2 separate regions of the Homo sapiens genome follow, and region 1 is linked to region 2. The links are chromatin loops, found by intact Hi-C in ENCODE. Cell type or tissue: breast epithelium. All regions are shown on one strand. Links, peaks and the distances in the headings refer to the core of each region. The heading gives the core; the rest is flanking DNA.

Evidence for each region. A loop is a pair of places that touch in the nucleus more often than their neighbours do. Peaks named below come from ENCODE experiments on the same cell type or tissue, not always from the same donor. Only the 100,000 strongest peaks of a DNase experiment are listed, where the experiment ranks them.
Region 1: it touches region 2 in a loop (19-fold over the local background); 2 of 110 quality-filtered maps call a loop at or near these places.

The regions. Positions count from the first base shown.
Region 1 is chr1:31,194,737-31,200,109 of GRCh38, forward strand. All of the region lies in intron 1 of NKAIN1 (sodium/potassium transporting ATPase interacting 1), which reads right to left. Among named protein-coding and RNA genes, the nearest start is that of NKAIN1, 42 kb to the right of the region's middle. RefSeq lists an enhancer at 3,758-4,258. In breast epithelium, for the core only: no CTCF peak of the experiment used is centred there; a DNase peak (open chromatin) is centred at 2,106.
Region 2 is chr1:31,142,737-31,148,109 of GRCh38, forward strand. No RefSeq gene overlaps it. Among named protein-coding and RNA genes, the nearest start is that of PUM1, 80 kb to the left of the region's middle. In breast epithelium, for the core only: no CTCF peak of the experiment used is centred there; no DNase peak of the experiment used is centred there.

The sequences.
Region 1 (5,373 bases), core at 57-5,056, 52 kb after region 2:
TTTTCCTTCCTTCCTTTTCTCTCTCTCTCTCTTTTTTTTTTTTTTTTTTTTTTGAGACAGAGTCCCATTCTGTCACCCAGGCTGGAGTGCAGTGGCGGGATCTCAGCTCACCGCAATCTCTGCCTCCCAGGTTCAAGCGATTCTCCTGTCTCAGCCTCCTAAGTAGTTGGGATTACAGGCGAGTGCCACCATGCCCAGCTAATTCTTGTATTTTCAGTAGAGATGGGGTTTCACCATGTTAGTCATGGCTTGTCTCGAACTCCTGACCTCATAAGCCACCCGCCGCAGCCTCCCAAAGTGTTGGGATTACAGGCGTGAGCCACCGCGCCTGACTCTTTCTTTTTTTCTTTCTTCTCTTTCTCTCTCTTCTCTATATATTCCTTCCTCCTTTTTTTTTTTTTTTTTGAGTCTCGCTCTGTTGCCCAGGCTGGAGTGCAGTGGTGCGATCTAGGCCCACTTGCAACCTCCGCCTCCTGGGTTCAAGCTATTCTCCTGCCTCAGCCTTCCCAGTAGCTGCAATTACAGGCACCCGCCACCATGCCCGGCTTAATTTTTTGTATTTTTTAGTGGAGACGGGGTTTCACCATGTTGGCCAGGCTGGTCTTGAACTCTCGACCTCAGGTGATCCACCTGCCTCAGGCTCCCAAAGTGCTGGAATTACAGGCATAAGCCACCGCGCCTGGCCTTTCTTTCTTTCTGCCTTGCCTTGCCCTGCCCTGCCCTGCCGCCGCGGCTGGCCCCCGCCACCTGCACTCTGGATCCAGCTCCTCCTGTCTTCTCAGGAGCCCACACCATCCACAGTCCCTTCTCTCTTGTAAACATAGCCTCTCCCTCTCCCCAGATCCTTCTCACTGGCTCCTAACAAGCTCAAAGCCTCTCCCATTAAAAAAAGAAAAAAAAAGTGTCTGGGTATAATGGCTCATGCCTGTAATCCCAGCACTTTGAGAGGCCCAGGTGGGTAGACTGCTTGAGCTCAGGAGTTTGAGACCAGCCTGGGCAACATGGCATAAAGCCCCACCTCTACAAAAAATACAAAAACTCAGCCGGGCGTGGTGGTGCACGTCTGTGGTCCCAGCTACTTGAGAGGCTGAGGTGGGAGGATTGCTTGAGCCCAGCAGGCTGAGGCTACAGTGAGCTGTGATAGCCTACCTGTCTCAAAAAAAAAAAAAAAAAAGCTTCTTACCACCTTGCAGCTGATATCAGCCTTATCTATCTCAACACTCTCACCCCCAAAACTACATAAAAGGTCTCCATGGCCTTCCCTGCCACTCGATCTGCCAGAGTGACTTTCTGCTTGGCCACTGAAACAGTTCTTACTGAGGTCACTGGCGATCTCCTTGTCATTAAATTCAGCAGATAAGGCCGGGTGATGTGGCTCAGGCCTGTAATCCCAGCACTTTGGGAGACCGAGGTGGGTGGATCACTTGAGGTCAAGAGTTTGAGACCAGCCTGGCCAACATGGTGAAACCCCGCCTCTACTAAAAATACAAAAATTGGCCGGGTGCGGTGGCTCACGCCTGTAATCCCAGCACTTTGGGAGGCCGAGGCGGGTGGATCACGAGGTCAGGAGATCGAGACCATCCTGGCTAACATGGTGAAACCCTGTCTCTACTAAAAATACAAAAAATTAGCCAGGCGTGGTGGCGGGCGCCTGTAGTCCCAGCTACTCGGGAGGCTGAGACAGGAGAATGGCTTGAACCCAGGAGGCGGAGCCTGCAGTGAGCTGAGATCGTGCCACTGCACTCCAGCCTGGGCAACAGAGTGAGACTCCTACTCAAAAAAAAAAAAAAAAATAGAAAAATTAGCCGGGCATGGTGGTGGGCAACTGTAATTCCAGCTACTAGGGAGGCTGAGGCAGGAGAATCACTTGAATCAACCTCCACCAGGAGGTGGGAGTTGCAGTGAGCCAAGATCACACCACTGCACTCCAGCCTGGGCGACAGAGTGAGATTCCATCTCAAAAATAAATAAATAAATAAATAAATAAATAAATAAATAAATAAATAAATAATAAATTCAGCAGATGAATTTCAGTCCTCATCTTACCTGACCTCAATTGCCCTCTCTCCTGCCAGCAGCACTCTTTTCTGGCTTTTGCCCCATGGCACCGTCCCAGAGGCAGGATGACCTAGTGGTCAGGAGCAAAGCCTGAGTCAGAATCCTGGTGTGCTGGTTATTATACAACTCTTGGCACGGCACTAACCTTCCTGTGCCTGTTTCTTGGTTAACAAAATGGGTATGATTCACAGTATCTTCCTCATAGGGTTGCAAGAAGAGTCAGTATTATTTAAAATTATATTTTTCTGCAAAACTCCCTACCTCCCTCCTTCCTTTATTTTTTCCACAGTGCTTATGATTGGATTTTTACTTTTTTTTTTTTTTTTTTTCTTTTTGAGACAGAATCTCACTCTGCCGCCCAGGCTGGAGTGCAGTGGCACAATCTCGGCTCACTGCAAGCTCTGCCTCCCAGGTTCACGCCATTCTCCTGCCTCAGCCTCCCGAGTAGCTGGGACTACAGGCACCCACCAGCACGCCCGGCTAATTTTTTGTATTTTTAGTAGAGACGGGGTTTCATCGTGTTAGCCAGGATGGTCTCGATCTTCTGACCTCGTGATCCGCCCGCCTCAGCCTCCAAAAGTGCTGGGATTACAGGCGTGAGCTACCACGTCTGGCCTAATTTTTTGTATTTTTAGTAGAGATGGGGTTTCACCATGTTGGTCAGGTTGGTCTCAAACTCCTGACCTTGTGATTTGCCCGCCTTGGCCTCCCAAAGTGCTGGGATTACAGGCATGAGCCACCGTGCCCGGCCTTTTTTTTTTTTTTTCCCTGAGATGGAGTCCAGCTTCGTCGCCCAGGTTGGAGTGCAGTGGCGCGATCTCGGCTTGCTGCAACCTCTATCTCCCGGGTTCAAGCGATTCTCCTGCCTCAGCCTCTGGAGTAGCTGGGATTACAGGCACCTGCCACCAAGCCCAGCTAATTTTTATATTTTTAGTAGAGATGGGGTTTCACCATGTTGGCCAGGCTGGTCTCAAACTCCTGACCTCAAGTGATCTGCCCACCGTGGCCTCCCAAAGTGTTGGGATTACAGGCATGAGCCACTGCACCTGGTGGTTTTTTACTTTTTATTTTTATTTTTTTGAGATGGGATTTTCGCTTTGTCACCCAGCTGGAGTGCAGTGGTGTGATCGCGGCTCACTGCAGCCTTGAACTCCTTGGCTCAATCCTCCCACCTCAGCCTCCTGAGTAGCTAGGACTACAGGCATGTGCCACCACGCTGGCCTGTGCTTATCATTGGCAAACACACTCTTTTACACACTATTTAGTTATGGTCTGTCTCCTGCAGTGGATGGCAAGCTTTGTGAGGGCAGGAATTTCTGCTTGTGTGGTTCACTGCCGTATTTTCAGTGGTGAGACCAGTGCTTGGCACACTCCAGGTGCTAAAACCAAATTCTCCACCTTCCTTGGCTACTACCCCATTCTAGAGCAGCAGGCCCCTAACTATTAGAGTGCCCCAAAGCTACATCCCAGGCCCTCTTCATGCCACACTTATCCCAGGAAACGCATGCCCACCCAAGCTTCAGTGACTACCTGCTCACGTGCAGCCCCCAGCTGCATTCTAACCAATGACTCAGTGAACAGCTCATTGTGAACTCCATATGCCCAAACCTGGTCCATGTCCAGTGTTTTGGGCCCCACGATGTGTCCAGCCGCTTGAGCTAGGAACCTAAACTTTAGGTTTCAGTCTCCCTCATGCTCCCCACTTGTTCCACGTCCCCCACTCGCCGCAGCCCATCCTCAAGCCCTGGCTCTCTGGGATCTTCCAAATCTCTCATATCTGGCCACTTTTTTCCGTCCACTTTCTTTCACCTAGCAATGCCAACCCCCCTGCCCTCCACCCTACTTCAAACCTAACTGGCCCTTCTGCTCTCCAGAGTGGGGCCTCCCTGAGGCTCCCTGCTGCCCTTCCCCCTGCCCTTCGCTCCCCGCCCCCACCCCTAATTATTTATTTATCAGGTAGCTGCCAGCTGAAGGGGGATGCCGTTGCCATAGGAACCTTCAGCCCCGAGTCAGGGCTGCCTCTGTTCTCAGTAGGATGCTCTTGTCTGTCTAGACGCCAACCCCAGGAGCCCACACAAGGTGGGGAGTGAGGGACAAGGGCTGAATAATGCAGATGGGCCCACCCTAGCTCCAGGAAGCTGGCTGGGAGAGAAGGTAGCGTAGGGCCCAGGCTCAGGGCCATTGAACCCATCAGAAGTCTCTCGTGCCCCACCCTTGCCAGCCAATTTGGCAAGTCAACTACTTTCCTGGCCAAAATTCCAGCCATGTCACCATAGGCCTTAGACACAGAAGTCAGCCTGTCTGGGGAAAGATGAGGGATGGACCCTTGAAGTTTCTGGAGAAAGCTTTGGTCCAGCCTGGTTCTGTCTCTCTCACTGACTTCAGTCCACTGAGGGACGAGCTCTCCATTTAAGGACAGGGAGGCCTGAGTTCCAGCCCCAGTTCTCATCGACTCACTGTGTGACCTTCGGCAAGTTATCCCCCTCTCTGAGCCTCAGTTTTCTCATTAGTGAAATGTCCTGAGGATTCAGACAGTGCCCATAAAGCTCGCAGCCAGCCGGATGTCTGGCACGCAGTTGGTGCTGACTATATGGCAACAGCTTTTGTTGCATCCCCAACCTCAGACCCCCCTTTTCCCAATGGATTTCTGAGGCAGCTGACAAAATTAAACTCGACTCAACCCCTCATCTGTGAAATGAGGGAGTGGGATGAAAGCCGCAGACAACAGAGCTGGAAGGACCCCTGAGATCTGCTGGCCCAACCCCCTCATTAGGGAGGTGAGCAAACTGACAGCAGAGGGGGCAGTGATGTGCCTGAGGGGAGGTGCTCCTCCCTCTCCCCATCTCCGGGGGTCCATCTGGGGTCATTGCCATCTGAGCATGAGTTGAAATGAGATTTAACTCAACATAAGATTAAAAGGAACAGTCACAGAGACCAAGTGGTCTTTGACCCTGCCAAAGAAGATGGGCCCAGTAAGGACTCAATTCATTGAGCAAATATTTCTTGAGCACCTACAATGTGCCGGGCCCTGGACATATGGCAGTGAACAACATGGCGTGTATCCTGCCTCAGAGAGCTCGTCTGGAGACAGAGACCACTGTCCTCTGGGAGCTGATGAGCTGATGATGGGGGCTTCTCTGCCAGGTTCCCCTCCACTGTGCCTAGGGACCTGTGAAGATGCCTCCCTGGTCCCCGAACACACACACACGCACACACATGCACACACACACGCACACACACACACATGCACACGTGCACACACGCACGCGCACGCACGAACACATGCGCGCACACGCATTCACACACACGCACGCA
Region 2 (5,373 bases), core at 151-5,150:
GTGCTCCAAAGGTAAAATAGAGTGTACTCTAAAGACATATCAAAAAAAAAAAAAAAAAGGCTGGGCATGGTGGCTCACACCTGTAATCCCAGCACTTTGGGAGGCCAAGGTGGGTGGATCACTTGAGGTCAGCCATTTGAGACGAGCCTGGCCAGCATAGTGAAACCCCATCTCTACTAAAAATACAAAAATTAGCTGGGTGTTATGACACACGCCTGTAGTCCCAGCTACTGGGGAGGCTGAGGCAGGAGAATCACTTGAACCCAGAAGGCGGAGGTTGCAGTGAGTCGAGATCCTGCCACTGCACTTCAGCCTGAGTGACAGAGTAAGACTCCTTCTCAAACAACAACAACAACAAAAACAACTTAGGGCTGGGTATGGTAACTCACACCTGTAATCCCAGTATTTTGGGAGGCCCAGGTGGGATTGCTTGAGCCCAGGAGCTTAAGACCAGCTTGGGAAACACAGTGAGACACCCCATCTCCATTAAAAAAAAACAACAACAGTCCGGGCATGGTGGCTCACGCCTGTAATCCCAACACTTTGGGAGGCTGAGGTGGACGGATCACCTGAGGTCGGGAGTTTGAGACCAGCCTCTACAACATGGAGAAACCCCATCTCTACTAAAAATACAAAATTAGCCGGGCATGGTGGCGCATGCTTGTAATCCCAGTTACTCCAGAGGCTGAGACAGGAGAATCGCTTGAACCTGGGAGGTGGAGGTTGCAGTGAGCCGAGATCGCACCATTGCACTCCAGCCTGGGCAACAAGAGGGAAACTCTGTAGTCCCAGCAACTTGGGAGGCTAATTTAGGAAGATCACTTGAACCTGGGAGTTCAAGGCTGCAGTGAGCCATAATCGTGCTACTGCACTCCAGCCTGGGCAACAGACAGACTCAAAATAAATAAATAAATAAATAAATAAATAAATAAAATAAAGACTTATAACAAAATTGAAAAGACATATGACATGGGATGTCACCCAGCCTGGGGCCTCAGGGAATAATTTTCTGCTGGCACCTCCAGGATAAGTAGGAGCTAGCCAGACAAAGAGCAAGAGGAAAGAATATTGTAGAAAGAAGAAATAGGGGCCGAGCATGGTGGCTCACACCTGTAATCCCAGCTACTTGGGAGGCTGACGCATGAGAATCGCTTGAATCCAGGAGGCAGAGGTTGCAGTGAGCTGAGATCTTGCCACTGCATTCCCGCCTAGGTGACAGAGCGAGATTCTGTCTCAAAAAAAAAAAAAAAAAGGATAAGAAATAGGGTATGCAGGCTGGGTGCGGTGGCTCATGCCTGTAATCCCAGCACTTTGGGAGGCCAAAGAGGGCGGATCACCTGAGATCAGGAGTTTGAGACCAGCCTGACCAATATGCAGAAACCCTGTCTCTACTAAAAATACAAAATTAGCCAGGCGTGGTGGTACATGCTTGTAATCCTAGCTACTCAGGAGGCTGAGGCAGGAGAATCGCTTGAACCTGGGAGGCAGAGGTTGCAGTGAGCCAAGATCGCGCCATTGCACTCCAGCCGGGGCAACAAGAGCGAAACCCCATCTCAAAAAGAAAAAGAAAAAGAAAAAGAAATAGGGTGTGCAAAGGCCTTGGTGTAATAATAAAAGAGTATGGCACATTCAAGTAACTAGGGGAAGGCTGGTATGGCTGGAGTGAGCAAGAGGAGATAAGAAATAAGCCACTGGGCAGGACCAGATCAGGCCACTCCTGCTGCACTGTGAAAGCATTTGGATTTTATTCCAAATGCAATGGGAAGCACTACTATGTCAACCTAAAGGAAAAAAATGAGGCAAACTTAGAAGTAGAGAGTTTATTTTGGCCAAATTTGAGGGCTGCAACCCAACAGCATAGATTCAAGTTGTCCCGAATATACACTCCGATTAGTGACAGTTACAAATGAGGTTTTCAAAGGAAAAGAGGCCAGGCATAGCGGCTGACGCCTGTAATCCTAGCACTTTAGGAGGGTGAGGCAGGCAGATTGCCTGAACTCAGGAGTTCGAGACCTGACCGGCCAAGATGTTGAAACCCCATCTCTATTAAAAATACAGGCCGGGGCCAGGCACGGTGGCTCATGCCTGTAATTCCAGCACTTTGGGAGGCCGAGGTGGGTGGATCATGAGGTCAGGAGTTCAAGACCAGCCTGGCCAAGATGGTGAAACCCCGTCTCTACTAAAAAATACAAAAATTAGCTGGGCGCGGTGGCGGGCACCTGTAATCCCAGCTACTCAGGAGGCTGAGGCAGGAGACTTGCTTGAACCCGGGAGGCGGAATTTTCAGTGAGCCGAAATCAAGCCACTGCACTCTAGCCTGGGTGACAGAGCAAGACTCTGCCTCAAAAAAAAAAAAAAAAAAAAATACAGGCTGGGCATGGTGGCTCACGCCTGTAATCCTAGCACTTTGGGAGGCTGAGGTGGGTGGATCACAAGGTCAGGAGTTCAAGACCAGCCTGACCAACATGGTGAAACCCCGTCTCTACTAAAAATACAAAAATTAACCGGGCATGGTGGTGCACACCTGTAATCCCAGCTACTCAGGAGGCTGAGGCAGGAGAATCACTTGAACCTGGGAGGCAGAGGTTGCAGTGAGCTGAGATTGCGCCATTGCACCATAGCCTGGGAGACAGAGCAAGACTCTGTCTCAAAACAACAACAACAACAACAAAAAATTAGCCGGGCATGATGGTGTGCACCTGTAATTCCAGTTGCTCGGGAGGCTGAGGCACGAGAATCACTTGAACCCAGGAGGCAGAGGTTGCAGTGAGCCCAGATGATGCCATTGCATTCCAGCCTGGGCGACAGAGCAAGACTCTGTCTCAAAAAAAATAAATAAAAAATAAATAAAGGAAAAGAGAAGGCAATTCCTAAGCTGTTTACCAGGAATTTACATGAAAACAACATAAGCTATTGATTGGCTATACATTGTTCTTTGTATCACAAATTCCTGGAACGTGAAGATAATGGGTGAGGTAGCTAGTTATAAACAAAATGCTTTTAAACAATTGCCCCTGGGCATGAGTGGAGAGGCATGACTGAAGTCCCATGCTTATGTCTCTCTGGGCTTGATACATTTTGCATATCTCACTGAGCTCAGGCTGCTCTGTGCATTTTTCTTTTCTCGACTTCAAGGCCTTTAAGGAGGGGAGCAGCCCGATGTCACAAACAGTTTAGGAAGGTCACCCTGGAGGCAGGTCCATATGTGCTGACATGGAAAAACACTCAAGACAGACTCTCAAAGAAAAGAAGCTGGTTGCCAAATGAAACAGAGCTATCCTAGTTATGAAAATACAACCAAACAAAATACAGGTCTGAGTGAAAACACACAGTCAAAGGTCTAAAAGGACATACAGATAACTAATAACACAATTTACCCTCTTGAGGAGCAGAGGACTTGGAATTTGTGAAATTTAACATTGCTTTGTGCTGAATTTTGCTTGGATTTTGCAATGATAGTAAATGCCTGTATTACTTGCCTAATTAAATAAATGACCAAATAAATACATAAATTCTGTTTTAATGAAAGCAAATAAACAAATAGATTGGTTTTTCTTTTTCATTTTTCTTTTGTTTGTTTTTTTTTTTTTGAAACAGGGTTTTGCTCTTGTTGCCCAGGCTGGAGTGCAGTAGCACGATCTCAGCTCATTGCAAACTCTGCCTCCCGGGTTCAAGTGATTCTCCTGCTGTAACCTCCCAAGTAGCTGGAATTACAGGCGTCCACTACCACGCCCAACTAATTTTTTTGTATTTTTAGTAGAGATGGGGTTTCACCATGTTGGCCAGGCTGGTCTTGAACTCCTGAGCTCAGGTGATCCACCTGCCTCAGCCTCCCAAAGTGCTGGGATTACTGGCGTGAGCTGCCACGCCTGGCCCACAGGTTGGTTTTTCAAAAGCAGACCCCAACATGGGAATTCTTGCACGAGTGCTTAATTAAGGAGGGCTCTATGGAGAAACTGGTAAGGCAGTGGGAAAGCAGGAAGGTGAAGGGGAAGAAGACAAACAAGGGTGTGATTTCAGACAAAATTCCCAGAGGGGTGCATTGCCAGCCTGGCGCGACCTGGCAATTCCAGGTTGGGTGGCGGGGCCGGGGGAACTACTGCCTGTCCTGAGGTAAGAGTGCTGGTGTTCATTTCTATTCTGCTCAATCATTGGCCAAAGCATGTCCAGAGGGCAGGACGTGGGGAGGAGGAGAGAGCAAAATTTCCAGGTACTTCCAAGTACTATTGCCAAGACAGGGTAGCTCCAGTAGCTGAACAGTCTTCTGAACAAGGTCCACGTGATCCACTGGAAACTAAGGCACCAGCTCTGAAACTAGGAAACGAGCACACAGAAATGATAAGAAGAGATCCAAGGGAATCTGGATTGAGCATCAACAGTCTCCACTTTGGGAGGCCGAGGCGGGTGGATCACGAGATCAGGAGTTCGAGACCAGCCTGACCAACATGGTGAAACCCCGTCTCTACTAAAAATACAAAAATTGGCCAGGCACGGTGGCACGTGCCTGTAATGCCACCTACTTAGGAGGCTGCAGCAGGAGAATCACTTGAACCCGGGAGGTGGAGATTGCAGTGAGCTGAGATGGCGCCATTGCACTCCAACCTGGGCAACAGAGCGACTCCGTCTCAAAACAAAAAAACAAAAAAAACGGCTACGCCATAGGCAGAGCTGCCACAAGGGCTGCTGGTTGGAAAAAAAAATTAATAGGTAGTATGTTAAATTACCTATTAAGCGGCCAGGCACAGTGGCTCACACCTTTAATCCCAGCACTTTGGGAGGCCGAGGCGAGCGGATCACGAGGTCAAGAGATCAATACCATCCTGGCCCACATAGTGAAACCCCGTGTCTACTAAAAATACAAAAAAATTAACTGGGTGTTGTGGTCCACACCTGTAGTCCCAGTTACTCTGGAAGCTGAGGCAAGAGAATTGCTTAGAACCTGGGAGGCAGAGGTTGCAGTGAGTCGAGATCGCGCCACTGCACTCCAGCCTGGCAACAAAACAAGACTCCGTCTCAAAAAAAAACCTAGCCCTTGTTGCTTTGCCTCAGAAGGACTATGTTTCCAGAGATATTCTATGCCTGTAAAAGTATGTATGAGGCCGGGCACGGTGGCTCACACCTGTAATCCTAGCACTTTGGGAGGCCAGGGCAGGCGGATCACCTGAGGTCGGGAGTTTGAGACCAGCCTGACCAACATGGAGAAACCCCATCTCTACTAAAAATACAAAATTAGCCAGGCATGGTGGCACATGCCTGTAATCCCAGCTACTCGGGAGGCTGAAGAAGGAGAAGAGCTTGAACCCGCGAGGCGGAGGTTGCAGTGAGCCGAGATTGCACCATGCACTCCAGCCTTGGCAACAAGAGAGAAACTCT